4 separate regions of the Homo sapiens genome follow, and all the other regions are linked to region 4. Evidence: chromatin contacts called from ENCODE Hi-C or POLR2A ChIA-PET data. All regions are on one chromosome and are shown on one strand. Each heading gives the region's core, a stretch centred on a gene start or an enhancer-like site at or near the end of the contact. The rest is flanking DNA. Distances are from core to core; before and after follow the strand shown.

What was found. A loop is a pair of places that touch in the nucleus more often than their neighbours do. ChIA-PET counts read pairs that join two places held with the same protein, here RNA polymerase II (POLR2A). Pooled maps may share reads with other maps.
Region 1: a loop to region 4 is called in a pooled map, with 15 times the contacts of the local background. The contact joins the promoter of ADCK1 here to the promoter of GTF2A1 in region 4. A Hi-C loop is called at or near these places in 5 of 50 pooled maps. POLR2A ChIA-PET finds 5 or more read pairs at or near these places in 4 of 52 experiments (B cell, activated B cell, endothelial cell of umbilical vein and 1 more).
Region 2: a pooled map shows a loop between it and region 4 (12-fold over the local background). The contact joins the promoter of SLIRP here to the promoter of GTF2A1 in region 4. A Hi-C loop is called at or near these places in 6 of 50 pooled maps.
Region 3: a loop to region 4 is called in a pooled map, with 15 times the contacts of the local background. The contact joins the promoter of SNW1 here to the promoter of GTF2A1 in region 4. A Hi-C loop is called at or near these places in 8 of 50 pooled maps.

The regions. Positions count from the first base shown.
Region 1 is chr14:77,794,002-77,801,896 of GRCh38, forward strand. It overlaps ADCK1 (aarF domain containing kinase 1), which reads left to right and starts at 6,108. Exons shown (of 11, transcript NM_020421.4): 1 at 6,108-6,169. RefSeq lists silencers at 2,219-2,268, 2,279-2,328, 6,034-6,393 and enhancers at 5,433-5,971, 5,972-6,510, 6,584-6,633, 6,644-6,723.
Region 2 is chr14:77,705,405-77,712,740 of GRCh38, forward strand. SLIRP (SRA stem-loop interacting RNA binding protein) reads left to right here and starts at 2,699. Exons shown (of 4, transcript NM_031210.6): 1 at 2,699-2,804; 2 at 5,434-5,492. The coding sequence starts at 2,708. It overlaps ALKBH1 (alkB homolog 1, histone H2A dioxygenase), which reads right to left and starts at 2,619. Exons shown (of 6, transcript NM_006020.3): 1 at 2,418-2,619. The coding sequence starts at 2,600. RefSeq lists an enhancer at 2,253-2,582.
Region 3 is chr14:77,755,376-77,763,056 of GRCh38, forward strand. It overlaps SNW1 (SNW domain containing 1), which reads right to left and starts at 5,781. Exons shown (of 14, transcript NM_012245.3): 1 at 5,739-5,781. The coding sequence starts at 5,752. It overlaps SLIRP-OT1 (SLIRP overlapping transcript 1), which reads left to right and starts at 5,393. Exons shown (of 2, transcript NR_161324.1): 1 at 5,393-5,741. RefSeq lists enhancers at 4,971-5,745, 5,653-5,972, 6,520-7,294.
Region 4 is chr14:81,218,419-81,225,627 of GRCh38, forward strand. It overlaps GTF2A1 (general transcription factor IIA subunit 1), which reads right to left and starts at 2,541. Exons shown (of 9, transcript NM_015859.4): 1 at 2,071-2,541. The coding sequence starts at 2,100. It overlaps GTF2A1-AS1 (GTF2A1 antisense RNA 1), which reads left to right and starts at 2,800. Exons shown (of 2, transcript NR_135252.1): 1 at 2,800-3,107; 2 at 3,221-4,962. RefSeq lists enhancers at 755-1,263, 1,136-1,205, 1,246-1,335 and silencers at 1,676-1,795, 2,326-2,375, 2,406-2,705.

The DNA of each region.
Region 1 (7,895 bases), core at 4,858-7,357, 3.4 Mb before region 4:
GGTGGCAGGTGTCTGTGATCCCAGCTACTTGAGAGGCTGAGGCAGGAGAATCGCTTGAACCGGGGAGGCAGAGGTTGCAGTGAGCCGAGATGGTGCCGTTGCACTCCAGCCTGGGTGACAGAATGAGACTCGGTCTCAAAAACAACAATAACAACAACAACAACAACAACAAAGCAAGTTTGAGTCTTCACATTAAGCCTGTACCACTGTTGTAACATGGGAAGACATGAAGAAGAAATGATCTGAGCTTTAATCATTTATATTCGGACATAAGGTCCACCAAGATAAAGAACATCTGTACCAAACTGCCCCCTCCCCACAAAATTCAAGTATTGATAAGTGATTTTAAATAAATTTTATAAATAAAACAGTGTAAGGAGGTAGAGTGTGTCTCAGGGAATGTGGGGGTGAGTGGGGAGATAGGGGTAATTGGGGATGACCTCTCTGGAGAGTAACATTAGCAGAGAACAAATTGCCAGGATGGAGCAGACCATTGAAGATATGGGGGAATAGCAAGTGTAACGGCTGCCCAGATAGCAGCCAGCTTGGCAGATTGAGAACAGAAAGGAAGCTGATGCGGTTGGAGTGGAGTGAGCCAGGGAAGAGAAGGGTGGGAAATGAGGCTGGAGAGAGGGAGTGGAGCCAGCCTCTGGGGAGCCAGGAGGGTCAGGCTGAAGGGGTGGGTTGCCCCTCCACACCTGTGGGTGTTTCTCGTAAGGTGGAACGAGAGACTTGGAAAAGAAAAAGACACAGAGACAAAGTATAGAGAAAGAAATAAGGGGACCCTGGGGACCAGCGTTCAGCATATGGAGGATCCCGCCAGCCTCTGAGTTTTCTTAGTATTTATTGATCATTCGTGGGTGTTTCTCCGAGAGGGGGATGTGTCAGGGTCACAAGACAATAGTGGGGAGAGGGTCAGCAGACAAACACGTGAACAAAGGTCTTTGCATCATAGACAAGGTAAAGGATTAAGTGCTGTGCTTTTAGATATGCATACACATAAACATCTCAATGCTTTACAAAGCAGTATTGCTGCCCGCATGTCCCACCTCCAGCCCTAAGGCGCTTTTCCCCTATCTCAGTAGATGGAACGTACAATCGGGTTTTATACCGAGACATTCCATTGCCCAGGGACGGGCAGGAGACAGATGCCTTCCTCTTGTCTCAACTGCAAGAGGCATGCCTTCCTCTTATACTAATCCTCCTCAGCACAGACCCTTTACAGGAGTTGGGCTGGGGGACGGTCAGGTCTTTCCCTTCCCACGAGGCCATATTTCAGACTATCACATGGGGAGAAAACTTGGACAATACCTGGCTTTCCTAGGCAGAGGTCCCTGCGGCCTTCCGCAGTTTTTGTGTCCCTGGGTACTTGAGATTAGGGAGTGGTGATGACTCTTAAGGAGCATGCTGCCTTCAAGCATCTGTTTAACAAAGCACATCTTGCACCGCCCTTAATCCATTTAACCCTGAGTTTGACACAGCACATGTTTCAGAGAGCACGGGGTTAGGGGTAAGGTCACAGAATCTCAAGGCAGAAGAATTTTTCTTAGTACATAACAAAATGGAGTCTCCCATGTCTATTTCTTTCTACACAGACACAGTAACAATCTGATCTCTCTTGCTTTTCCCCACATCAGGCAAAGAGTTTGGATTTTCTTCTCAGTGTCATGACACTCCTCTGAACAGCAACATTCAGCTTCCAAAGCACTTGCACCATTGCACTTGATCCTCACAAGCCCTTTGAGGTAGATAGGACTGACAATAGTATTAACTCCATTTTATCAAGACAGAAACTAAAGCTCTGCCAAAATTAGAAAACCTGCTGTGAGTCACCCAGTTCAAATAAGATTCTTTGACTCTAAATCGGGGTTTTTAACCTCAGCTGTGCATTGAAATCCTACAGGGAGCTCTACAAAATACCTATGACTCAGTCCCATTCCCAGTAGTTGAAGGGGTGCTAGTGCCAGCTATGGCCCAGGAAGACTTTTAAAGCTCTCCAGGTGATTTTTTTTTTTAGACTGGGTTTTTCTCTGTCACCCAGGCTGGAATGCGGTGGTGGTGCAATCATGCCTCACTGTACCCTTGACCTTCTGGGCTCAAGTTATCTTCCCACGTGAGCCTCCTGAGTAGTTGGGATTTTAGGCATGAGCCACTGTGCCTGGCCCTTATTATTATTTTATTTTTAATTTATTATTATTTTTTGAGATGGAGTCTTGCTCTGTCACCCAGGCTGGAGTGCAGTGACATGATCTCGGCTCACTGCAACCTCTGCCTCCTAGGTTCAAGCGAGTATCCTGCCTTAGCCTCTAGAGCAGCTGGGACTACAGGCGTGTGACACCACGCCCAGCTAAGTTTTGTATTTTTAGTAGAGACGGGGTTTCACCATGTTGGCCAGGCTGGGCTGGAATTCCTGACCTCAAGTGATCTGCCTGCCTTGGCCTCCCTAAGTGCTGGGATTACAGGTGTGAGCCACTGCACCTGGCCTAATGCTCCCTTTTTTCTGTTCCTAAGCCACTTTGTTCATACCTCAATCTTAACACTTCTCACATTATTTGGAAGTTATCAATCTTCTTATCTTAATGCCTATACATTGCAAACTTTAGATGGTGGGGGCTGTGTTATTTAACTCTATACTACTGCTACCTCTGTGCTGCAATTATCTTTTTTTTTCTTTTTTAGTGACCGGGTTTAGCTCTCTCTCTGTTGCCCAGCTGGAGTGCAGTGGCAAGACTCATCAAAGCTCACTGCAGCCTTGAACTCCTGGGCTCAAGATCCTCCCTCCCTGGCCTCCAGAGTAGCTGGGACTACAGGCATGCGCCACCATGCCCAGCTAATTTTTAATTTTTCTGTAATCTCATAGGGTCTGGCTATGTTGCTCAGGCTGGTCTCTAACTCCCAGCTTCAAGCGATTCTCCTGCCTTGGCCTCCCAAACTGTCGTGGTTACAGGGATAAGCCACTGTGCTCAGTCTATGCTGTCTTTCAATAAAGACAAGTGCTTAAATTTAATGTAGTTTAAATTTATCAAAGTTTTATTTACAGTTTGTGATTATGGCACTTAATAAACCCTACCCTGAGATCATAAGGATGTTTTCTTTTCTTGTAAAAGTTATAATTTTGGGGAACGATAGTAAGAAGAAAAAAAAAGTTGTAATTTTAAAATGCTTTAATTTCCCCTGTAAGTCTTTAACCTACCTTGAATTAGTTTTTGCATAGGGGATCCAACAGGTAACTGGTTGTTCCAGCCCATGTACTGAATACTCTATCTTCCCTCACTGAACTATAATTCCAGCCATACCTCATTTCATAGATGCCTGCATGTTTGGGCTCTGTAGGTGGTTCCATTTCCCCCTCTGCCTTTCCCTATTCCAATATCACATGGTCTTAATTTGTATAGCTTTATAATACATGTTGACATGGAAGGGTGCGTCCTTGAAACACATTTTTCTTCTTCAAGAATGTTTTGGCTATGCTTTGCCTTAAAGTGGTGGTTTTTTTTTGTTTTTTGTATTTTTTTTTTTTTTTGAGACAAAGTCTCGCTCTGTCACCCAGGCTGGAATTCAGTGGTATGATCTTGGCTCACTGCAACATTTGTCTCCCGGGTTCAAGGATTCTCTTGCCACAGCCTTCTGAGTAGCTGGGATTACAGGTGTGCACCACCATGCCTGGCTAATTTTTGTATTTTAGTAGAGATGGGGTTTTACCATGTTGGCCAGGCTGGTGATGAACTCCTGACCTCAACTGATCCACCTGCCTTAGCCTCCCAACGTGCTGGGATTACAGGCACGAGCCACTGCGCTGCCCTTTGTTTTTTCATACACACTTTTGATTAGTTTGTGAAGGTCCAGAAAAAATTATGTTGGAAATTTGATTGGAACTGCATTGGACTGATAGATTAATTCCCCCATGAAAAAAATAGCTCAAGAGATGTTTATAGAATAAACAAACGTCTGAGGCCTGGCGTGGTGGCTCACACCTGTAATCCCAGCACTTTGGGAGGCCAAGGCCAGAGGATGGCTTAGCACAGAAATTCGAGACCAGCCTGGGCAATATAGTGAGACCACACCCCCCAGCTTTTCTTGAGAAAAAATTTAAAAAATTTAGCCAGGCGTGGCAGTATGTGCTTGTAGTCCCAGCTACTCCACAGACTGAGGCAGGAGGGTACCTTGAGGACAGGAAGTTGAGGCTACAGTGATGGAGCCTCTACACTCCAGCTTGGGCAACACAGCCAGACCCTGTCTCAAAAAAAAAAAGAGAAATGTTTTTGATACATGTCTTCAAAGTGCATCTTATAAGTCAACATTTGATAATGGAGATCAGTGAATGAATGAATAAGGGCCAAAGATAACTAAGATTAGCTAGCATATTATATTTATTTATTTATTTATTTTGAGACGAGTCTTGCTCTGTTGCCCAGGCTGGAGTGCAGTGGCCCAATCTCAGCTCACTGCAACCTCCACCTCCTGGGTTCAAGCAATTCTCCCACCTCAGCCTCCCGAGTAGTTGGGATAACAGGTGCCCGCCACTATGCTGGGCTAATTTTTCTTTTTCTTTTTTTTCTTTTTGGAGACAGAGTCTCACTCTGTTGCCTAGGCTGGAGTGCAGTGGCGTGATCTCAGCTCACTGCAACCTCCGCCTCCCGGGTTCAAGCGATTCTCCTGCCTCAGCTTCCTGAGTAGCTGAAATTCCAGACGTGCACCACCACACCAGGCTAATTTTTGTATTTTTAGCAGAGACAGATTTCACTATGTTGGCCAGGCTGGTCTCAAATTCCCGGCCTCAAGTGGTCCGCCCACCTTGGCCTCCCAAGGTGCTGGGATTACAGGAATGAGCCACCGCACCCGGCTTAATTTTTCTATTTTTAGTAGAAATGGGGTTTCACTATGTCGGCCTGGCTGGTCTCCAACCCCTAGCCTCAGGTGATCTGCCCGCCTCAGCCTCCCAAAGTGCTGGGATTACAGGTGTGAGCTACTGCGTCCTGCCCAGCCAGCATTATTATTATTATTTTTGAGACGGAGTTTCGCTGTTGTTGCCTAGGCTGGAGTGCAATGGCGTGACCTCGGCTCACCGCAACTTCTGCCTCCCGGGTTTCTAGTGCCTCAGCCTCCTGAGTAGCTGGGATTACAGGCATGCACCACTAGGCCTGGCTAATTTTTGCTATTATTAGTAGGGACGGGGTTTCTCCATGTTGGTCAGGTTGGTCTCAAACTCCCGACCTCAGGTGATCTGCTAGCCTTGGCCTGCTGGGATTACAGGCGTGAGCCACCGCCCCGCCAGCATACATCAATTGTCAGTAAATTTCTTCTTCGCCTACTAGTTCCAATATCTTATTTAAAATCTATGGCCCGGTGAGGTGGCTCAGGCTTGTAATCCCAGCACTTTGGGAAGTCAAGGCGGGTGGATTGCCTGAGTTCAGGAGTTCAAGACCAGCCTGGGCAAAATGGCGAAACCCCGTCACTCCTAAAAATACAAAAAATTAGCAGGGCGTGGTAGCACACTCCTGTAATCCCAGCTACTCAGGAGGCTGAGGCAGGAGAATCACTTGAACCCGGGAGGCGGAGGTTGCAGTGAGGCGAGATGGGCCACTGCACTCCAGCTTGGGCGACAGAGTGAGACTCTGTCTCAAAATGAATGAATGAATGAATGAATGAATGAATAAAATCTACGAGGTCGGGCGCAGTGGCTCACTCTTGTAATCCCAGCACTTTGGGCGGGCGGATCATTTGAGGTCAGGAGTTTGAGACCGGCTTGGCCAACATGGTGAAACCCCATCTCTAAAAAAAATACAAAAATTAGCTGTACTGCTTGGGCGACAGAGCGAGACTCAGTCTCAAAAAAAAAAAATCTACAAATCCACTTCATCTTTCATTAAACACGAACCTGGGACGTAGTTAGAATGTCTTGAAGAAAATATTTCAGTAATATTCCAAGTCCGTCGCCCTGGCAAAGCAACAAGGCCACCTGACGGAGTAAGCCCGAGACCCCTGTGCCTCCACAGTACTGCCCGCGGGATCGCGGCGTGGGGAACCAGGAACTACAAGTCCCGGCAGGCCGCGCGCGCCTCGGCTTCACTAAGCGCAGTCAGGTGGCTGTCCCCGCACGGTTCCCAGCTAATTCCCCGCTACCGGGTTGCGGCCGGAAGCCGGGCGCCGCGGCTCTGCTTCCCTCGGGGTGAGTAGGGGCAGCTCGCCGGAGGCCGGCGCAGAGCTCGGGCCGACCAGCCTGGCAGGGCCGCACCGCGCCTGGAGCGCGAGGGAACCGGCATGGACACGCCGGGAGTCGGCCTCTGCTCCGGTTGTGCAGCCGCCCTGGGCGCCGGGAGGGACAGCCCCATGACCTTGTCACCTGGGCCCGGCGCGCGGCCACGTGGCTCGGGTGACTCGCATTGCCCCGCCCCCCTGCAGTGACTTCTCCAGTTTGGCACACCAGTGGGCTTTCATGTGACCTGTCCACTTCAGTGGCACAGTCTTGCAGGCACCCGAGTGGGCAGAGCTGGAGGAGGGCCGGAGGTGGCTCACCCAGACGCCTTCACCCCCTGGTGGCCCTGTGAGTTCCGAGGCAGAAGCAGCTGGAGCTGGAGCGTGGTCTGGGCAAGAGCAGGGGGCGATGCCCATATCCTGGCCCTCCACCCGGTCTTGCGAACGTGCCCCAGACCGCTGCTTATCTCCAGCATCTTGCAGGGCCCTGGGCTTCCAGATCACACAGTAGATATGTGCTAACAGCAGCCAGTGTGTGTGGAGAGCAACCTTTAGATAAGACACCTAGAACAGCCCTCTCCCAGGGTTAAGTGGCATTTACTTTCTACTAACAAGAAAGTCATTCAACAAGTATTTATTGTTTACCTCCATGATACTTGGCACTTAGTAGGTGCTCAAGAAATATTTGCAGAGTTGAAGTGAATTAGACTTTATCTGTGGCTTCATATGTTTTATTTAATAATTTTCTTGGGGCTGGATGTGGTGGCTGATGCCTGTAATCCCAGCACTTTGGGAGGCCAAGATGGGAGGATTGCTTGAGGGCAGGAGTTCAACACCAGGCTGGGCAACATAGTGAGACTCCCGTCTGTATTAAAAGAAAAAAAGGAAAATAAATAAAATAATTTTCTTACTACAGTGGTTCTCAAACTTTAGCATGCACCAGAGTCACCTGGAGAGCTAGTAACAACACACAGTACTGGACCCCATCCCCAAAGTTTCTGATTCTGTAAGTCTGGTATGAGGACCAAGAATTGGCGTTTCTAACATGCACCCAAGTGATGCAGTTGCTGTTGGTCTGGGGACCATACGTTGAGTACCACTGCTTTATAGGAAAAAAAATCCTGTGAACTTAAAGCACTATCTCTTCACACCTGGTTACGGGTCTTTCTGTCTTTATTTGCCAGTTTTACTTTTTTGGTGATTGTAAATATGTGCATATTACTTTGTACACTGTTAACTCCCTCCATATTAATTTATATACAGATTTTAATGTAGTCTATACTTGTCATTTTTCCTGGTTACATCATATTCTACCTTATTGGGTCATTCTTTGCTTGGCCATTTCTCAACTGGCCTCAGGGATGTGCGATTTGATCTGTACTAGAAGAGTGTGCATATTCTTACTTTCTGCTATGCAGTCATTTTCTTGTCAGACAAAGGACCTGTAAGAATATTAGTTGGGGCCGGGTGCGGTGGCTCACACCTGTAATCCCAGCACTTTGGGAGGCTGAGGTGGGCGAATCACTTGAGGTCAGGCGTTCAATGCCAGCCTGGCCAACATGGTGAAACCCCATCTCTACCAAAAATACAAAAAAATTACCTGGGCGTAGTGGTGTGTGCCTGTAGTCCCAGCTACTTGGGAGGCTGAGGAGGAGAACAGCTTGAACCCGGGAGACGGAGGCTGCAGTGAGCCGAGATCG
Region 2 (7,336 bases), core at 1,449-3,948, 3.5 Mb before region 4:
GTCTAAGAAAAAAAAAAAAAAAAAAAAAGAGAATGAAAAGAGAGTGCTGTAAACAGACAGAAAAAATGTTGCAGTGAGACACTGGGAATCCTGTCTGCTAAAAGTAAAAGCTAAAAAATCCTGTTTGCCCTCTTCTAGATGAAATGTCCAACTGACGCTACAACTTCTGCTTCTGTTAATTACTTAGAAATGAATTTAGTATTTCAGGGGCTGAAGTTTTCTTTGTATGTGAGTATCTAATGGATGGCTCATTACATTGGTTAAGAGACCCACTATGCAGTCATTGAAGTCAAAACATTAAAGGAAAAAACCTTTATTCTTCCCTGAATAGTAAACCTAGGGTCTGCCTTGCCTTAAAATATATGAAACAGGCCGAGCGGTGGCTCACACCTGTAATTCCAACACTTTGGGAAGCCAAGGCAGGTAGATCACCTGAGGTCAGGAGTTTGGGTCCAGACTGGCCAACATGGCGAAACCCCGTCTCTACTAAAAATACAAAAATTAGCCAGGCATGGTGGCGCGTGCCTGTAGTCCCAGCTACTTGGGAGGCTGAAGCAGAAGAATCATTTGAACCTAGGAGATGGAGGTTGCAGTGAGCCAAGATCACGCCACTGCACTTCAGCCTGGGTGACACAGTGAGACGCTGTCTCAGTAAAAAAAAGTATATATATTATATATACACACACATATATACACACACACATATATATATATATGAAACATTCTCTTTGAAAGAGAATGATCTTTTATCTTATCAACTTCTCCAAGTGTGGAGATTCCTGGACAAAATACCAAAAGTTTGCTGATGTATAACCAGTCTCTATAATAAAAGGGCTATATGAAACCCTCTGACAGTACTATCAGCTGAGTTTTCCAGGTACCTAGGCACTGGTAAAACACTTTTAAGCATTTTGTCATGATTTCTTTAATAGGCCATACTTAATACTGCACTATAATTCAACACACTCTCAGAGGTGATGTTAGTGGACCTATTCTATCATATGCTAAACTGAACGACACCACTGAGCTTTTATAAAAGGTTTTCTCTTTCCTCCCTTGCCAGACTGTTAACCACCACTTTCCCCACCAGTCTCATCAGCTGGCTTGTAATAGTAACTTCTCTTAATTACTACTTTAATCTGCTTTGAGCTGAGGAACTAAACACCCAAGCTTTCATGTACTCAACACATACTGTACTTAGTACTGTTTTAGGTCCTGTACTAGACACATAATGGCTCATTCCCTGATGGCTGACATTCTAAAAAGCATGTACATATTATGGTAAAATGTAGGTAAAAGGAGCTGAATGAGAGTCTGAAGCGCTCTGGAGAGAAAAAGTATATTATTATTGGGGTGTGGACTTTCTGTATTTTGACAACTCTAAGACCACTTTTTTTCCCTAACAAATGAAGGTGCTGAAAAGCTGAGCTCAAGTATGCAATCATTAACACTTAATACTGTAGCATCCCAATTTTATCAGAGCTGTTAGGAAGCTTGGAAAGAATGCCTCATCTAGACATCTGTGGACAACACCAAGAGCAAATTAAGGGACTGCATATCCTCAACGTTAAAGTGGATTGTAAAGAAAGAAAATATAAATTGGACTACAGTTTTGGTTCCCCGTTTTCCCTCTTGCCTGTTATGTTCCCTTAAAAAAATAATTTTTAAAAAATCTATTTACTTGAGAACAGGTTATGAGACTGGCTAATTTTTTGTATTTTTGGCGGAAACGGGGGTCTTGCCATGCCCCAGGCTGGTCTCGAACCCCTGGGTTCAAGCGATCCACCCGCCTCGGCCTCCGAAGTGCGGGATTACAGGCTTGAGCCACCGCTCCCGGACTGTGTTCCCCTTCTTAATCTCCATGGGGAAAAGCTGAGAGAGAGAACGGTGCCTGTATTCCATATATACTTGTTTGCCATTTATTTTCAACACGGAGGGATTCTCAGAATCCTTCAATGACCTCCTTCTAAAAGAGCCAGAGGAGAAGACAGGGACTAGTTTTACGCACAGTGGCTTAACAAACAGCGCCGCATCCCTGTCAGTTCTGGGATTCCTCGGGAGTGGTTTTTTTTAAGCTGCAGAAGTCTACCCTACCGTCTACAAAGACGTTCTATGGGGTTTTACAAAAACCCAAACAGAAATGTGAGGAGACAGTTACAGTAAGAAATAAACACGGATTCCCAGGCTCTTTTGACTGAGCGCCCCCGCCAGGAATGGCCGCCTAAAGAAACAGGCATCTCAACGCTTTATTGCTAAGTGTGACGGTTAGTGGGGAGTTCGACTCTGCAGCCAAAGGAGGTCAGGAATCGTTCAATAACAATCGGTCTGGAGGTGAAAAGAGGCGAAGAAGACACGTAAGTCCCTCCAAGACGCGGGGCAAAGCGATGGAGAGACGCGCGCCACTCCTCTCTCTGTACCTTTTGGGCACCAGGACCCTTGCCACGGGCTGCGTGGGCCGCCGAGAAGTCGATGACCCCTTCCAGGTCTGCGGTCCCGGGCCGGCTCTGACGGTAGAAGCGGAAAAGTTTCCGAAAGGCGTCCTCCCCGGGCTCAGTCGCCAGAGTCGCCACAGAGCCCACGGCCGCTGCCATCTTCCCCATCTCGCGGCCTATACCCTCTGATCCGGAAGCAGATTCTCTCGTGTTCCGGATCCGGAAATTTTTTCCGGGGCCGCGACCTCGGCTCGAGAAGGTGCTTTAGTCTGAAGATGGCGGCCTCAGCAGCGAGAGGTGCTGCGGCGCTGCGTAGAAGTATCAATCAGCCGGTTGCTTTTGTGAGAAGAATTCCTTGGACTGCGGCGTCGAGTGAGTGATGGAGATGTGGGAGTAGTGGAATTTTTAGGTCCAAGTGATCCTCAAAGCTTCTGCTTTTTGCAGGGTACTTAAGTCAGCGTGGTGGCTGAATTAGGAGACTGCTCCTGAGCATGCAAGTGAGCAGAAAGAAATTTTGTTTGCAGTTAACCGTTTAGGGATGTCCCTTGAGCTTTTGGGGTCACGAATGCACCGGCTCTTGCCTTTAGGAGTGATTTGGTGTAAAGATTTATTACTTGGTAACCAAGATTTACAATTTAGAAGGGATAATTTTGACTGTAGTGTGGAGGATGGATTCAAGGTGGCAAGATTGTAGGCGTGCAGAGGAGCTAAAAGGCAATTTCATTAATTTACTTAAAACGTGAGGACCTGAATTAGGGCGATGGTAGAAGGATGGTGGTCAGATGCATTAATGTTTTAAAAGCAAATTAGATGCCGTTTCGTGATGGCTTAAGTGGGAGAAGTGTACGGAATAAAGGAAAGGGAGAAATGATTTCTGGGTTTTTAGCATTGGTGAATTGTTTGTTTAGAAGTTAGGAGCAGGCCAAGAGAAGATGAGTAAAGTTTGAATGTGTTGACTTTGAGAAACTTGTGAGGTTTCCGTCAGGCAATTGGACAAAGGTTGTATATCATTGTGGCTGAGAAGTGGACTCCGAAGCTAGACCGTTGGGGTTAGAATTCCAACTTGGCCATTTAATCGTTGTTATCACTTGAATAACTGAAGTTAGTATGGGAAAAGGGCTCACAACTGGGCCTCAGTTTACTCATCGATAAAATGGAGTCAATAATACCCAACTCATAGGATTGTTGAGAGGATTGAGTTTATATGCAAACTTCTTAGACTTGTGTTAGATACAGTGTAAGTACTCAGCAAATGATAGTTATTTTCACGGTAACTAAAATTGAAACTTACGGGAGAGGCCTAGTCTACAGATAAAGGTTGGAATAATTAGTTCTGAAATCTTTCACCACCTTCAATTTTTGTCAGCTGCAGTTTTGAGATGAGGTTTTTATATTTGCTTACCAACATGTAAACATTCGTGGTCACTCTTTTTGTAGATATTCATGTTTCAGGTCAACCCCTGGAAACAAAATGGAGCAAGATTTAGTTTCTTCTAAGTTTTTAGTGGCTCAGATGTGAGTAGTAGAATGGGAAATAGGTTGGTTTGTGCCCCGTGTTTTAAACATGTGGTTGGTGAAGACCAAGCCCAGTAAAGTCTCCCGTAGTCCCTGTGAAACTTTATGGAAAGGCTGAGGAGTTTCATTAGCATCTTGCGGATGCAAGTTTCCAGACAATAAAGGGCTAGTTTAAAACCCTTAAAAAGAGTCAGCATTATGTACAGCTTCGAAACAGTTTCTCTTTGTTGTTCCATTGATTCAGCAAATATTTATTTGAGTATCTATTCTGTGGTAGGCATTGTTCTTGGTGCTTGCAGCTGTTTTTCCTTCACCATTTTAGGCAATTTAGGAAGAGGGTTACCTTCCAGAGCTGGTTTGTTTTGAAATCAGTGTCTTCTAGGACTTTAATTATCTGGTATAAAACATATGTTTAACATTATTTTGTTCTCCAGTATCATATTCTGTGAGACCTTGATCTTGCCAGTTGGTTTGACTTAACCATTAGAGCCCTTCAAAATTTAGTCTCTGTGGATTGTTGGAAGGATTAGTGGACTTTTACTTATTCATTTAGCCAATATTGAGGCCCTGCTGTTTATTGGTCACTGTAAACATAGTGGTTTATATGCTGAGGGAGCTTACAATTAGTGGTGGGGATGAAGAGACTTAGAACAAATATAGGCAATTGTTGAACCAGTGAGGTTTTGGTGAACTAGGAGAACTAAATAGATATTATAAAAAGTAAATCAGTGAAGTACAAGCACTGTAGTTCAGAAGAGAAACAGATCGTGTAGTTTTTAGTCTTTAAGATTATATACTCTAAATCTTTGAAGTCTCACAGGGCTGGTACATTGTCTTGTACTGTGATAGGAGCCCAATAAAGTAATACTCAGTGGATGTACTTGGTTTGGGTCTTGAAGGATAGTTATAGTGTTACAAGTTAGCCAGGGGGAGATAGGATTACCAACATATGGAGGGGAGAGAACAACATATGCAAAGAGGGTAACCCGCAGGACAGATAAAGATAATTCAATTAGTTGTACTAGAGAGTAACTAGGGGCTAGCAGTGGGAAATAAGGCAGGAAGGGTAGGTGAGGGCAACTCAACACATTTTACTAAATTGTGAAAGACCAGTAAGTTGGGATTTTATTTGGAAATCTTCAGTATACCGGGAAACACACTGGATTGTAATTTGTCTTTTTCTTCATTGTGATCTGCTCACAGGGATCATAGTCCACATAGCACAGTAACTGGTATGAAAACACTCGATATTTGCTGAGGATGGAGACTGCAGCCAACTCAACAACTTCTCTGTCCATCTCACCACCAAGTCTGGTACATTATGGCTTTATAGTCAGTACCATAGCTGCTTCCTAAATCTTAAGCCTTTAAGGAAATGCAAAGTAGTTCCTGTCCACAAGAAATCTGGTGACCCTGTCTTTCTACAGTCTAAGATAGAGAATCCAAAATATAGTAACTACTTTTAATGTTTTCTTCTGCCACACAGGTCAGCTGAAAGAACACTTTGCACAGTTCGGCCATGTCAGAAGGTGCATTTTACCTTTTGTAAGTATTAAGGAAAAGTAGGTGGGAGGTGGGGATGGCTAATGGGTACAAAAAAAATAGAATGAATAAGACCTATTTGATAGTACAACAGGGTGACTATGGTCAATAATAATTGTACATTTTAAAATAACTCAGAGTGTAATTGGATTATTTGTAACTCAAAGGATAAATGCCTGAGGGGATGGATACCCCATAAGTCAAAGGATAAATGCTTGAGGGGATAGATACCCCATGCTCCATGATGTGCTTAATTTACATTGCATGCCTATATCAAAACATCTCATGTACTCCATAATAAATATACATATTTATATATATAAATATATAAATATATACACCTAATAATATATAAATATATATAAATATATACCCAAATAAATATATACACCTACTATACACTCACAAAAATTGTTGAAAAAAAAGCTTAAAGTGTTTTAAAAAATTCTTATCTTGCAACAGGGTCTCGCTCTGTCCCCCTGCAGGGGTGCAGTGGCCTGATCTCACTGCAGCCTCTGCCTCCCAGGCTTAAGTGATCTTCCTGCCTTGGCCTCCTGAGTAGCTGGGACTATAGACATGTGCCACCATGCCCAGCTAACTTTTTTGGTATTTTTTAGTGGAGACAGGGTTTCGCCATACTGTCCAGACTGGAAAATTTTTTTAATTTTCATTTTCTTTAAGAGACAGGGTCTTGTTCTGTCACCCCAGGTGGAGTGCAGTGATGCAGTCATGGCTCACTGCAACCTCTGCCTCCCAGGCTTAGGTGATCCTCCCACCTCAGCCTCCTGAGTAGCTGGGACTACAGGCATGCACCACCACACCTGGGTAATTTTTGTATTTTTTGTAGAGATGGGGTTTCGCCATGTTGCTTATGCTGGTCTCGTCGAACTCCTGGGCTCAAGCTATCCGCACACCTCGGCCTCCCAAAATGTTGAGATTACAGGTGTGAGCCACTGTGCTGGCTTATTTTTGTGGAGATGGGGGTCTTGCCATGTTGCCCAGGCTGATCTTGAACTCCTGGCTTCAAGCAATCCTCCTGCATTGGCCTCCCAAAGTGCTGGGATTACAGGCGTGAGCCACTGTGCCCGGCCTACAGTCTTTATTGATTACATTTTGAGTGATACTTGATTAAAAAGTGAAAAAGCTTTATCATAGGTATTTGTGTTAGTTTTTTTATTGTTGTATAACAAAATACCACAAGCGTAATGGCTCAAAAACAACACATCTCTCACAGCTGAGCACAGTTTAGCTGGGTCCTCTCCTTAGGATCTCACATAGCTATATATTCCAGGTGTCAGCTGGGGCTGTGGTGTGTCTCATCAAAGGGTCAACTGGGGAAAAAGACTGACTTGCAAGCTCCCTCATGTGGTTGGCAAAATTCCTTTTTTTTTTTTTTTGAGATGGAGTCTTTCTCCCTTGCCTAAGCTGGAGTTGCAGTGGTGCAGTCTCAGCTTACTGCAACCTCTGCCTCCTGGGTTCAAGCCATTCTCCTGCCTCAGCCTCCTGAGTAGCTGGGACTACAGGCATGCGCCACCACGACCGGCTAATTTTTTTTTTTTTTTTTTTTTTGAGACGGAGTCTCACTCTGTGGCCTAGGCTGGAGTGCAGTGGCGCGATCTCGGCTCACCACAAGCTCTGCCTCCTGGGTTCACGCCATTCTCCTGCCTCAGCCTCCTGAGTAGCTGGGACTACAGGCGCCCGCCACTACGCCCGGCTAATTTTTTGTATTTTTAGTAGAGATGGAGTTTCGCTATGTTGGCCAGGCTGGTCTCGAACTCCTGACCTCAAGTGACCCGCCCGCCTGGGCTTCCCAAAATGCTGGGATTACAGGTGTGAGCCTTCATGCC
Region 3 (7,681 bases), core at 4,531-7,030, 3.5 Mb before region 4:
GATATTTCACATAACAGACAAACTCTTAAGCGTTTATGCTTCCATATTTCCTTTTTTTTTTGAGAAAGAGTCTCACTCTGTTGCCCAGGCTGGAGTACAGTGGTGTCATCTCCACTCACTGCAACCTCTGCCTCCTGGGTTCAAGTGATTTTCCTCCCTCAGCCTCCCAAGTAGCTGGGATTACAAGCATGCGCCACCACACCAGGCTAATTTTTGCAATTTTAGTAGAGATGGGGTTTCACCATGTTGGCCAGGCTGGTCTTGAACTTGACCTCAAGTGATCCGCTGACCTTGGCCTCCCAAAGTGCTGGAATTACAGACGTGTGCCACCACACCTGGCCATGCTTCCGTATTTCCATATTTCTTTCCTTTTTTTTTTTTGAGACAGAGTCTCTCTGTGTCACCTAGGCTAGAGTGCAGTGGCACCATCTCAGCTCACTGCAGCCTCCACCTCCTGGGTTCAAGTGATTTTCCTGCCTCACCCTCCCAAGTAGCTGGGATTACAGATGTGCAGCACCACGCCCACCTAATTTTTGTATTTTTAGTAGAGACAGGGTTTCGCCATGTTGGCCAGGCTGGTCTCGAACTCCCGACCGCAGGTGATGTGCCCGCCCCGGCCTCCCAAAGTGCTAGGATTACAGGTGTGAACCACCACGCCCAGCCTGTTTCCATATTTCTTATAACAAACAAGTAAACATTCCTAATACTTCAGGGATAAACTGTCCAGTATATACTTGCTATTCTTATACTCCTTTTTTTTTTTGAGACAGAGTCTCGTTCTGTCGCCCAGCCTTGAGTGCAGTGGTGCAACCTCGGCTCACTGAAACCTCTGTCGCCTGGATTCGTGTGATTCTCATGCCTCAGCCTCCCGAGTAGCTGGGATTACAGGTGCATGCCACCACATCCCTATTTTTTGTATTTTTAGTAGAGACTGGTTTTTGCCATGTTGGCCCATGTTGGTCAGGCTGGTCTCGAACTCCTGACCTCAAGTGATCCATCAGCCTCCATCTCCCAAAGTACTGGGATTACTGGCATGAGCCACCACGCCTGGCTACTCCTTGTTTTTAACATTTTTACCATTATGCTCCTTACTTTAAACTACTTCAGTGTAAATACAAAAGAACTAGGATTAAAACTGAATGTAAAAAAGAGGTGGATAAAATAAACACAAGTTGCATATTTAAGTGTCAAGGGTATCTACAATGAAATTTAAAACTTAGAGGCCAGGCCAGCCATGGTGGCTCACACCTGTAATCCCAGCACTTTGGGAGGCCGAGGTGGGTGGATCACTTGAGGTCAGGAGATCAAGACCGGCCTGATCAACATGGTGAAACCCTGTCTCTACTAAAAATACAAAATTAGCCAGGCGTGCTGGTGTGCGCCTGTAATCCCACTCGGGAGGCTGAGGCAGGAGAATCACTTGAATCCGGTAGGTGGAGGGTACAGTGAGCCAAGATTGCACCATTGCACTCCAGCCTAGGCAACAACAGCAAAACTCCATCTCAAACAAACAAACAACAACAAAAAAACCCTTAGAGGCCAAAGAATCAAAGCAGAAGCCCTGAAGATGCAGCTTATTCTTTAGTCAAGGTAACCTTTCTACTAAATGGTTCTTAACAACTTTTAAGTATTAAAGTATTACAGTGATACTCCAAAGTATTACAAAAGGATCCTGATGGATGAATATGGAGAAAATAACCTTAGTTCCTTTGTGATTCTTGGATAGTAAGCATACCTAAGTAGCAGAGCTTATTAATTATTCAAAAATATTTATTATTTGGGTACAAGCACTATGCTAGGCATGAGACTATAAATGGAGAAAGACAGCTTAGTCTTGCAGACAGAGACCAAAAAAAAAAAAATCACACAAATCTATAATTACACATTATGTTAAGTTATGATGGAAAAATATAGATGCTATGACAGTCTACATGAGAGGGATCTAATCCAGTCTGGGGAGGTAAGTGATGGCTAGGCTCAGAATTCAGATCCGACCTATGCCACTTACTAACCTGGATAAGCTACTTACCTCTCTGAATCTGTTTTCTCATCTGTAATAATAGTTCATAAGAGTATCTACTTCATAAGGTTCTTATAAGTATTAAATGAGAGAAATCCATGAACCAGTTGGTATAGTATCTAGACACTTTCAATACAGGTTCTGTATGTTTGATTATTTCAGGGCTGTTCCATGACTCCTCCAGTTTGGGTTAACTGCCTGTCTCTATGCTCCCCCAAAACGCTCTACATACCACTACTACAACATTACCTTACTGTATTGCAATCATCTACTCATTTAACTATTCTGTTTTCATGAGACTGTGAGCAGCTCTGCAGGAATCACGCCTTATGCTTCTTTCATCCCTAATGCTCCAAGACTTCTAGCTCACAGCTCGAGCTCCTTAAATGTTGTAGGAGAAATAAATACACTCTTCCCCAGCACTCACCATCTTTATTTCACTACAGCCTTCTTATCTTTTCTTAAACAAGCCATCTCAGGATCTTTACATTGGCTATTCCTTCTGCCATCAAATCAATCTAATCATCTATCTATCTATCTATCTATCTATCTATCTATCGCAATCAATCAATCACAATTTTTCTCTATTGCAATCAATCAATCACAATTTTTCTCTATCTATCTATCTATTGCAATCAATCACAATTTTTCCGGCTGGGCGAGGTGGCTCACACCTGTAATTCCAACACTTTGGGAGGCCAAGGCAGGTGGATTACTTGAGGCCAGGAGTTCGAGACCAGCCATGCCAATATAGTGAAACCCTGTCTCTATTAAAAACACAAAAATTAGCCGGGCGTGGTGGCGGACGCCTGTAATCCCAGCTGAGGCAGGAAAATCACTTGAACCTGGGAGGTGGAGTTTGTAGTGAGCTGAGATTGCTCCACTGCACTCCAGCCTGGGTGAGAGTGAGACTCTGCCACAAAAAAAAAAAAAAAAAAAAAGAACAAATTTTCGTATGCTTTTATAGAAAATTCTTCTCCAGATCTCCAGATCTTTTCTTTTTTGATTGCTCCTTGCTGGGCAGGGCTATCCCACAGGCAGTATGCCTAGAGTAGCCCCAGATCTTTCAACAGCTTGCATCTCAGCACTCTTGTCTCTGCTCAGTTACCTCTCTCTAGAGCTGTTTTCTGACCACCTTACCCAAAATAGCCACTTCACCCCAAACTCTGAGTCACTCTCTAACCCGGTCTTTATTTTATTCCTAGCATGTATTACGTGAAATTGCATTATGATTTTACTCACTCTGTCCCATTAGAATGTAAGCTAATTAGAATTCTGTCCCACTAGAATTCCAATTCTGTCCCATTAGAGTGTAAGCTCCATGTGGATAGAGTATAAAATTAAAACAAACTCAGTTTCTCCTATTATTTCACTCAACAATCAACAACACACAACACTTCTGATACCAGATGTGTGATGGTTTTTCCCCACATATCAAGCAAGCTATCAACTGTGTCTACTGGACACCAGTCAAGTGTCCTCTAATTCAATTCAATTTTGATGTTATCTACCTGGAGATACTGTCAGATGTTACAGGTTGAAGGCTCAGTCCCACAAGACTGCCCTTACTTCAGATGCCAACAGTAGGTCCAAGGCCACTGGCCAACTAACTACAAACCAGGGTTCCCATGACCTCATCTTCAGGTTCAACTAATTTGCTAGGGCAGCTCACAGAACTCAGGGAAATGTGTTTACTGATTTAAAGGATATTACAAAGAATACTGAGGAACACCAGATGGTAGGTATGGAAAGCTCTGGAGTCCTCAAGACTGGCCATTTAAAGATCGCATTCTGCCACTGCAATTTTAAGCACGCAATACCCATGACAGGCCAGATGATGTGGTGGCTCACGCCAGTAATGCCAGCACTGTGGGAGGCTGAGATGGGTAGATCAGATCAGTTAAGCCCAGTTCAAGACCAGGCTGGGCAACATGGCAAAACCCCATCTCTACTAAAAAAAACAAAAATTAACTGGGCATCATGGCAAGCGTCTAGAGTCCCAGCTACTCTAGGGCGCTGAGGCAGGAGGATCACCTGAGCCTTGGGAGGTTGAGGCTGCAGTGGGCTGTGATTGGGCCACTGCACTCCAGCCTGGGCAAGAGTGAGACCCTATATCAAAAAATAAAATAAATAAAAAATACCCATGACATCTCTAGAAATTTTTCCTGTGTGTCCATTTCAAATTCCACCTTTTCCACAAAGTCTCCCCTCATAACTTTACTAGTCTATGACACAGTGTCTCACACCTGGGGAGCACTCAAATGTTTGCTGCCTGTAACATTTACTAAACAAACTCTTGGCTGGGCATGGTAGCTCATGCCTGCAATCCCAGCACTTTGGGAGGCCTAGGTGAGAAGATTGATGGAGGCCAAGAGTTGGAGACCACTCTGGCCAACGCAGTAACACCCTATTTCTAGTTTTTTTTTAAAAAAATTTCAGATGCCGGGCATGGTGGCTCATGCCTGTAATCCTAGCACTTTCGGAGGCCGAGACAGGAGGACTGCTTGAGGCCAAGAATTCAAGACCAACCTGGCCAACACAGCGAGACCGCATCTCAAAAAATAAAGTTAAAAAAAAAAGCAAAAAAATTTTAGAAACGAGGGTGGGGAGAAAACTCTCCAGCCCACATAACTTATTCCATTCAATTCTTTTTGCACTAAGGTTAGTATTACACAAATGCACATTTTGTGTTCTGTAATTGTTTTATGTCTGTATACCTTGCACCCCTATCTTCCCTGTTGCCAAAGACAGATTTTCTTCTGTGTACACAACCCCCAGGACAGAGCAAGGCACCAACAGTAATTCCCAAAATAATTTTTTGATTAAAACTTTTGGAGTCATACTGTCATCAGCCAGAAAAAAAAACATGCGTGAGGAGAATGAAGGGTGTTAAAAGAGCTCAAGCTGATGTCCTGAAAGGATTACTTTATCTATAACCTTCCTGAACACTAGCCTTTTCCTGTTGAGTTCGCATGGAAAGTTTTTCCACTTAAAATGGGGCAGCAAGGCTGGGAACTAGTAGGAGTAGCGTAACTTCTCGGACTCTCCCACTGAAAAGCATCTTTTTCTTAAAGGCGGAGAGCACTTTACAGACGGTTACTAAGGTAACCGGAAACAGCAAAACTGAGGTGGTTCTATCTACGGAAGAAATTCTAAGCTCCAAAGTTAAAATGCGGAGCAGTGGCGCATATCAGCAGACGGCGGTCACTACTGTGGCTCATTTAAATCTGTGTTCAGCTCCGGGCCTCTTTTTTCAGGAATCCTTGTTTCGGGACACCCAGTGGACAGCGAAAGGAGAGAGACCACCACAGGCAAACGGCCGGAAAGCCGCGCAGTCGCAGCCCGCGCGCTTCACTCCGCCCAAATAAGCCACTACCGTCACCAACCCCATCTCGTTCGCCCGAGCCGCGGACCTGAGGGAGCGCTGTCCGCTCCCCGCAAGATGCTCACGCGAAAAACCCACTCTTCAGTGTCTGAGACCACTCCGCAGCTTTCGGCCTCGGTGAGCGGGTGAACTAAACCCGGGAAACCGCTGAAAGACCCCAGCTTCGACTAGGCCTAGTCGTAGCGGCGGCCAGCGGGAGGGCGTAGCCGTAGTCTTGGCCCACGTCATTCTGTGCCCCGGGTCAGGTCACCGCCCGGAGGGTATGGGAAGAGAAATGAAGAAGACTGGTACTCCCAGACCCTTCCGTATCGAGGACCCCAATCAACAACCCACCTGGTGAGCGCCATCTTCTTCCGCTTCTTCCAGCGCGAGCGACAGCACCGCTGGGCGGGTCTTTCCAGATGATGAGGAGCGGAAAGGAAGGAGTGCGCGATGCGCAGGCGCTCTGGCCGAAAAGGCCTTCTGGGATTTGTAGTTCTTTGAACAGGAGTACCGTTTGTATTCTGACCAGACCAAGCGGTTATCAAGGAATAATCTCTTCAGCTAGCAACAAATGCATAACTCGATCGCTTATATGCGACATGATAGGGCGTTCCCTAGGCAAAATATCAAAGATACAGGGAGATGCCTTTTAGGCCGCTTTATTACGTTCCTTACTCAGTCCCGTTCCCCGAGAAGGGGTACAAAATACAAAAGCTTCCCGGGGACAGCTACTTTAAGTAAGAGTGATAGGGCGTTTAAAACGACAGGTAATAATGAGACTAGCTAATGGAGAGTCCTTGGACTCTCTGAAAACATTCACACTCAAAACTTTTCTTTAAACCATATCCTCTCACCCGCCAAAACACTCTCTTGGGGAGATATTTCGTAATCCTTGGTAATTTACCGAGTGTCTGGGTTCTCTGCCCAGGGTATGACAAGGCTGAAATCTCATAGGAGGCTCTGGAGAAAAATCCATCTCCTAACTCATTCTTGTTGGCAAAAATCAGTTCCTGGCGGTTGTGGGATCGAGTTCCCTGTTTTGTTTTGTGCTGTTAGTGGTGGCCACCCTCAGCTCCTAGGGGTCACTCTCGAGTCCTTCCCACATGAGCCCTATTTATTGGTAGTTCACAACATGGATATTTGCTTTCTGAGGCACATCTTTCTGACTCCTCTTCTGCCACTGTTGGAGAAAAATGCCCTGCTTTTAAAGGGCTCATGTGATTAGATCAGGAGCACCTGGATAATCTCCCTATTTTAAGATCAACTCTTGGCCGGGCGCAGTAGCTCACACTTGTAATCCTAGCACTTTGGGAGGTCGGGGCGGGCGGATTGCCTGAGCTCAGGAGTTCGACAAAGCCTGGGCAACATGGTGAAACCCTGTCTCTACTAAAAATACAAAAATTAGCTGGGCGTTGTGGCGCGCTCCTGTAGTCCTAGCTACTGGGGAGGCTGAGGCAGGAGAATCGTGTGAATCAGGAGACGGAGGTTGCAGTGAGCCAAGATCACGCCACTGCACTCCAGCCTGGCGACAGAGTGAGACTGCGTCTCAAAAAATAAAAATAAATAAATAAATAAATAAATAAATAATATAAAAGAATAGCTGGGTGTGGTGATGTGCTCTTGTTTTCTCAGCTACTTGGGAGGCTGAGGTACAAGAATCGCTTGAACCCAGGAGGTGGAGGTTGCAGTGAGCCGAGATTGCACCATTGCACTCCAGCGTGGGTGACAAAGTAAAATTCTGTCTCAAAAAAAAAAAAAAAATCAACTCTGCCACACCGCATAACAGAATCAGAATCTTCATAGTCATGGCCCCAGGGGTTATGTAGGTCAGGTACTGTGGGGGTTGGGTGAGGAGGAGATCTTGGGGGATATCCTAGAATTCTGCCTGCCACAGCATGTAAACCAAAAAAACAAAAAGAAAAAATCTTTTGGTAAATACAGGATTGTTAATCACATTGTGTAATATAACCTGCATGGCCTGGGAGCCCGAAGATTAGAGTTTAAGATGTAGCTTTGGCTGGGTGTGGTGGCTTGTGCCTTTAATCCCAGCACTTTGGGAGGCTGAGGCGGGCAGATCACCTGAGGTCGGGAGTTTGAGACCAGCCTGACCAACATGGAGAAACTGCGTCTCTACTGAAAATACAAAATTAGCCGGGCGTGGTGGTGCTTGCCTGTAATCCCAGCTACTCGGGAGGCCGAGGCAGGAGAATCGCTTGAACTCGGGAGGCGGAAGTTGTGGTGAGCCGAGATCGTGCGTCGTTGCACTCTAGCCTGAGCAACAAGAGTGAAACTGT
Region 4 (7,209 bases), core at 1,291-3,790:
ATATATGCCTAACGAGTAATTTAGCAGAATTGTTCACAATTTGAAAAGCCTTCAAGATACTAATTTTTGAAAAGTATGTGGGCACATAGGAGTATTTGAAATAAGCAATTTCTAAATTATTGCTTAAAATTCTACACTAATACTTGAGGCAAAGTTTCTTTCACGAAATACAATTTAAGTTTGTCCTAATTTTTAAAAAACAGGTTATTTCAAACTTAAGAACTGGTAAATCAGAGGGCCACTAGTGGCATTATTAAGTCATTTGTTAGGTTTCCTTCAAAAATGTTAATTCCCTGATGCAATGCTGGAAAATAAATTGGAATAATTTTTATACCGGATACCCATGTTAATATCCAAGGCAATAAAGTTCTACTTAGATTTTTTTTTAATCTAGTTTGCAGTCTGTCTCTTCCCTCTACTCACGATTCTCCTACACATAAATGGTCCTATACTGAAGCTTTAGGTACTTATCTATTTCTCTGAAAAGCCTCGTGTCTTTTATATTTACTATAGGAAAACATAATGAAATATTAGGAGCTATATTTCTAACATTATTTCCTGAATACTTGAACAAAACACTACCAAAACCAAGTCCTCTGCAGCTAACATTTTCCATGTAGAAAGCAGTTTTTTAAATTCCCGAAAATAATGCACATAAGAAAAATGGCTAGACCATCTGATCTAAAACTCTTTGTTTTAAATAATTAATTTTGAAAATTGTAAACAAAAAGGGACAGCGATTCGGATATATTCCCCCTAGCAAACAAAGAAGGCAAATCCTAGCTGCTGCTGGGAACAAAACCAAAACTTGGGGCTCTGAAAGCAGCCCGCGACGGGTGCGAAATCACAGGGTGAAAAAAGGACCTAGAAATAAACTGAGCTCTGCACACGCCTGGCTCTTGCCTCGGGAGCACGCACCTCCCAGCCCCGCTCTCAGCAGCTCTCACTATTTAAAGCCGGATCTGGTGTTTAAATGGAGAGGCGGTGACGTAGGCCTGAAAAGCACCTTCCCATCCTGGCAGAGTCTATATTAGAGAGCGGCAATGGCTCTATATAAACAGGGCAGCCAAAGGGAGGAGGACCACAAGGCTCAGGGACTGAAAAGCAGGGTAAGCGGCCGCAGCCATGATGGTTAGACCCGAGTCGCCAACGGTACGGTGTCGGGCGGCCGCGGGCTGGTCTGCGGCATTTGGGACCGGGCAAAAAACGTGTTTTATTGTCATCATAAAAATAAGAGTTGGGTGGACTAGTGATCACACTGCGTTGGTGACTGAAAAGGTTATTTATGTGACTGCTTTTTGCAAACCTACGTGATCGCAAGTAACAAAAAGGGACCAACGGGAAGAAGTAGGTAAATTTCAAGGCGAAAGCGGGGACACTTGGACCACTGCAGGCTTTTTTTGTTTGTTTTGGTGCTTCTGCTAGGCGAAGATACGATGGGGGTCTTCCCCTTCGCCATTTTACCCATTCGGAAGGAACTGAGATAAGTGCTTTTCAACCAACCTTCGTCCTTTTTTTAAACATAAAATGGCCTCAGAGAAGGTTCCCAAAGCACAGCCGCCAAAAACAACCTAAGAAACCCCCAAAGTAACCATTAATCTTCCACTGCATTAAAGTGGATCACGATGGGTCTCGGGGGTTCGCCCGATTCCCCACACACAGTTTTTGTTCTGTAGCCACTCGGGGAGCCCTCGTCAAGCCAGCGCGGACGGGCCCCTCGGGGGGAAGCGGCGGCTCCCCTCCCGCCCTCCCTCCCGGCGGCCGGGTTCTGGGGCCGGGGCTGCGCGCCCGACCGGGCCCAACCGCCTCCGCGGCCCGGCCCGGCCCGCGGCGGCCCCAGGCCCCACCGGCGCCCCCGCCCTCCCCGCGCCGCGAGCCCTCGGCGCCCCCCCGCGCCCGCCGCCCGGCGCTCCGGCCCGATCCGCCCGAGGCGGGAAGCGGCGGCGGCGGCGGCCGCGCGGGCGGCTGAAGAGTCGAGGCCGGGAGTCGCCGCCGTCCCCGCCCCCGCCCGGTCCGGCCGTTGCTGCAGCCTGAACGAAGCCCCCGCCGGCCACCGAACCACGTCCTTACCACGGTGTTTGTATTTGCCGAGTTCGCCATTTCCACACACAACACAAACAAGAGGGGGCAACCCCAAGAAAACAAGATAAAAACAAAACCAAAAAAAAAAAAACTATAACACCCGGAGGGTGACCCAAATCACCGCAAGATTGGGGAAAAAATTTTAAACAAAATCAATCCTGAAGGAGTAGGGGAGAGCGGAGAGAGGAGGAGGAGGGGGGCACTCCTCCCGCAGCTGAAAACCTCGAGAATCGCCTTAAAAAAAAAAAAAAAGCCACGACCCTTCAGGGGTCCGGGGGGCGTTGCCCGCTCCCCACCCCGCGCCAAGGAGGGAAACCACCACCGGTCACCGCTCCCTGCGCCGCCGCTGCCGCCACCGGCTGCAGCTCCAGCCGTCCGGTCCGCCCGCTTCTCTCCTTTATATAGCGAGCCAACAAGCTGCGCGAGCCACCACCGCCGCCGCCGCCGCCGCCGAGAGACAGGGTGAAGGGGGAGGGAGGGGCGGAAAGGGCGGGGGCAGAGGTGGGCGGGGCTGAGCGCGAGACACCGCGAGAGCCGCGTGCGCAGGCGCGCCGGGGCGGAGGCCGCCGGCGAGCCGCGTTGTCACGCGCCGTGGCGGGTACTGGACTGGCGGAGCCCGGGGAGTGAAGTAGTGAAATCGGACCTACGCCTCTCCAACGCTCGCGTGATCACGTGGTTGGCACCCAGGCGGAAGTCTGCGGCAGTTCTTTGCGGTGAAGAACTTGCAAAGCGTTGCTGGAAAAGACGGGAGTTCTACTGACACTCCAGTCCAAAGCTAGGTGGGACCGCCTCCTGTCGCACGTTTCCGCCTGGTCCCGCGCTTTAGGAGCTAGGAAATGTGACAGAGGCGGTGCCTACTGCCTCGCTAGGAATGGCCGCGGAGGAGGACTGGTCACGTGGCGTGGCTTCCGGCCTCTGGCGCGTTCCTATTCGGGAAGGTTTTAAATGCGGAGTCATCTCTTGATTTGTCAGCGAGGCTTTGACTGTGAGCTTCGCGGCGTTCGCGCCTCACCGCCTCACCGAGGGTGGGTCTTTCGCGCGCAGAATTGTGTAGGATTTTCCAAAGGGAGTAAAAGCCGATCGGGGCCTACTTTTAACATTCCACAATTAGTAACGTCTGATTCGTTTGTTTCCACAGTGGGTACGCTGCGAAGACTAGGCTTATGTTACCCAGAGGTTAGTCCTCTACTAGGCCACGTACTTTAAATAATTTATCACGCTAGTGGAAATGCGGGGTGGAAGAAAACCCCACCAGCCTTTGGATTGTAACAGCACAGTAACTTTCCCTGGTTTTTAAAAATATTGCCAAAATACTGCGACTCCATGTGGCCAACGTATAGTGACTGATCACTTTGAAATGCATGCCCTTGACCCACCAACTCGCATGGCCTCTCGCTATAAGAGAGCAAGCCGGCTGTGTTCCATGTTCAATTCAATAAGTGCAATTCAATAAGCTTTTGACTTGTTCTGCCCAAGCAAATCCTGCCTTTATATCGACCTTGCAAGCAGAACAGAGAATGCTGTTTGGAAGGCAGAATTCATAGTACCTAGTTTTCTTGTCCCTGGGAATTTTGAGGGACTTGAAATGTCGCGTGGATGAGTGAGGGAGTTTGTCTTCCAGAGACAAAGCAAAACGAAACGTCAAAGTTCTGTGCTGGTGAAACCAGATTTGAAGAATATCAAAGGCGTCTTACCAAAGAGGAAAAAAAATGCATCTTGCCAAGACTTGAAGAAAGGGATTAGAGAAACCAGAGGCCTTGAATACTCAGAAAATGGGAGATTGTGAATGGGTGTAGAGGATATCTATGAACCTTGACATTTCTTTTCACGCCAAGTCCATTCCCCTGTTAACAGTTGCTTCCCAGTTTCCTGCACAGCTGCATGGTCTGGGACACTTAAAGAAAAAAATCACAGGAAATCAGTGTTCTTGGTATATTATATAAAGTTATGATTCTATCAACATTTGTAATTCATTTAATATTCAGGTGACAGCCCGAAAATTTACACTAAACAATACCATTCCTGTTAAGTTTTACTACATATTGAGAGGACTTCTTGTTACCTCCCTATTACATACTCCCAAACGCTTTGCACATGGAATCCCTCACCTTCCACCTAGTTTTCCCCCCTACTATTGATATTCTTGACTAAAAGGTTGAGTAGTTTCGCCATCAATTAAAGTTAAAACCACTGCAGACAGGACAGGGAAGAAAAGCTACGAGGTTTGCTCTTCACAGAATTAATCTGTGAAATAATGGATTGTAGTTACTGGATTAAAATGGCAGAAAACCTAGTCTTGGCCTCCTTAAGACCATCAGACTCCCTGGAGGCTCTGAGTTGGCTTCTCTCTTTACACCTAGATTGCAACAAGACCTAAGCACTTGGTTAATATTTACCCAGGAACTTAGATTGCTTGTGTGTCTGGCATCTAGCCATCATGGATTCCATTCCAATATATTGGTTTTCCAGTCCCTCAATAGCTGTTATATGCCTTCATTGCAACATATGTGTGCCATCCAGTTTAGTTTCGGAAAGAAATATTTTCTGTTATACCAAAATTGTAGGACTGAATACTTGGAAGCTGCAGCCCTTTAATTCACAAAACAAAATTTGTGAGAGAAAACTTCTCCCAAGTAAGATTACATTTAGCATCATATTTAAATTGTTTCTATCTGAACTTTTTATTCTTGGTCTCCTACAGCTTGAATGACGTTTCTAACTTTAACAGCTCTTTCTACTATATAAAACATTTATACAGGATTTGCTGTTTGTGATCTTACACTTTGTAGCAGCTATGTACTTAGATAGATACATAATAGTACTCTCCTTGTGATGAATGTTTATGTGTTTTTTTTAACTTCAAAATGATTTATACTGGGAGTTAAAATGTTGCGTCTTTCTTTTAATATGCAGCCTAAACACTAGATAACTGTAAAACAAGAGAAGAAAAGGGAAAAAAAATCGATGTATAAATTTTGCTACACCATCAACAAAATGACAGCAAACCTTCTGTGTCCAAACATTTAAATATTTTACTGTCCAAATGACTATTTTAGCAACAATGCCAAGAAAGAGAAGAGTCTAAAAAGATTGTGGAAATTGGCTTAAACTAAAATCTTGTGACTTCCCAGCAAACTCCATTTTCTTAAATAGTGAAGAAAGAAAAAAAACAAAACTAGTTTTGAGGCATATTTAGGCCCTAGTGCTCAGTATGTATTGGGCACTTTGTATGTATGTATGTATGTATGCTCAGTATGTATTGGGCACTTTGTATGTATGTATGCTCAGTGTGTATTGGGCACTTTGTATGTATGTATGTATGTATGCTCAGTATGTATTGGGCACTTTGGGAGGATACAGAATTGAAGAAGAAAGATGCCTTGAGCTTACTAATCATTTTTTTTCTTTCCTTCTTTTTTTTTTTTTTTTTTTTTGAGACAGACTCTTGCTCTGTCATCCAGACTGGCATGCAGTGGTGCGATCTCGGCTTACCGCAGCCTCTGCCTCGTGGGTTCAAGCTATTCTCCTGCCTCAGCTTTCCAAGTAGCTGGGATTACAGACTCACACCACCACGCCCAGCTAATTTTTGTAATTTTGGTAGAGACGGGGTTTCACCATTGTTGGCCAGGCTGGTTTCAAACTCCTGACCTCAGATGATCCACCTGCCTCGGCCTCCCAAAGTGCTGGGATTACAGGCGTAAGCCGCCGTGCCAAGCAAGTTTACCAATCTTAATGAAAGTCCCTGTTTTAAAGTGTAGTGCATAGTCATAGCATTCATTTAAGCTGTTGAAAGCATACATATTTCAGTCCTACCAAAAAAAATTATACTGCATTCAGATTTCACCTATGTTTTTGTCATTTTCAAAGAAACTGCCGATTTTCACATGCACAAATTTTTGATGGTGGCTATAAGAAATTGCTGACCATACAAATTAGTTCTATACATGTGATGAAGAGATTTTTTAAAATCTTTTTAAATTATCTTTGTCTGTTGTAACTTAGTTTGAAATTGCTACTTCATGTCTTAAAACACCAACCAGCTCTAAGTTATTTTCTGTAGAACAAAGTGTAGACCAGTTTGTAGTTTTTAGCAAAAGTAAATTAACTTAGTGTGGAGTTTTGGTGGAATCAGGTTTGACTCTTGCCACTAAATTCCTGTGTGACATTGTGCCATGATTCTGTGTCAATAAGGTGAAATAATCACCACCACCTATCGTTGTTGGAAAATCAAAGGTAGTAGGAAGTGCTTTGACAAGTATTTGGTGGGTGTTTTATTATTAATGGTAACTGTAACAGCTACACCAATATCATCAAAGCTGGGGAAAGATGTTCTTAAATCACTTTGTAGAACACTACCATTACATTTTAATCATGATGGCTGCATGTTGTGGTTCATGCCTGTAATCCTAGCACTTTGGGAGGCTGAGACAGGCAGATCACTTGAGGCCAGGAGTTCAAGACCAGCCTGGCCAACATGGCGAAACCCTGTGTCTACTAAAACTGCTAAAAATTAGCCAGGTATGGTGGCATGTGCCTGTAATCCCAGCTACTTGGGAGGCTGAGGCATGAGAGGCAAAGGTTGCAGTGAGCCAAGATCGTGCCTGGGCACCAGAGCTGGAGACACACTCTGTCTCAAAAAAACAACAACAGCTGGGAGTGGTGGCTCAGGTCTGTAATCCCAGCACTTTGGGAGGCTGAGGTGGGTGGATCACTTGAGGTCAGAAGTTTGAGACCAGCCTGGCCAGCATGGTGAAAACCCATCTCTACTAAAAATACAAAAATTAGCTGGGTATGCTGGTGCCTACTTGTAATCCCAACTACTCAGGAGGCTGAGGCACGAGAATCACTTGAACCCAGAGGCTGCAGTGAGCCAAGATTGCACCACTGTACTCCAGCCTGGGTGACAGAGCGAGACCCTGTCTCAAAAAAAAAATTTTTTTTTAAATAATGATGTCAGTGGCCAATGCTTACTTTACAAGAAACTCAGCCAAATTTTGATAACTCAAGTGGTGAATATCTAACAGCATCCCAGCCTCACAATGCATTTTAAAACTTGTTTTTTCTTTCTTGCTTGCCTTCAGCCTTGAAACATACTTTGAAACTGTTTGTCCCTTTCCCACCAGCCTT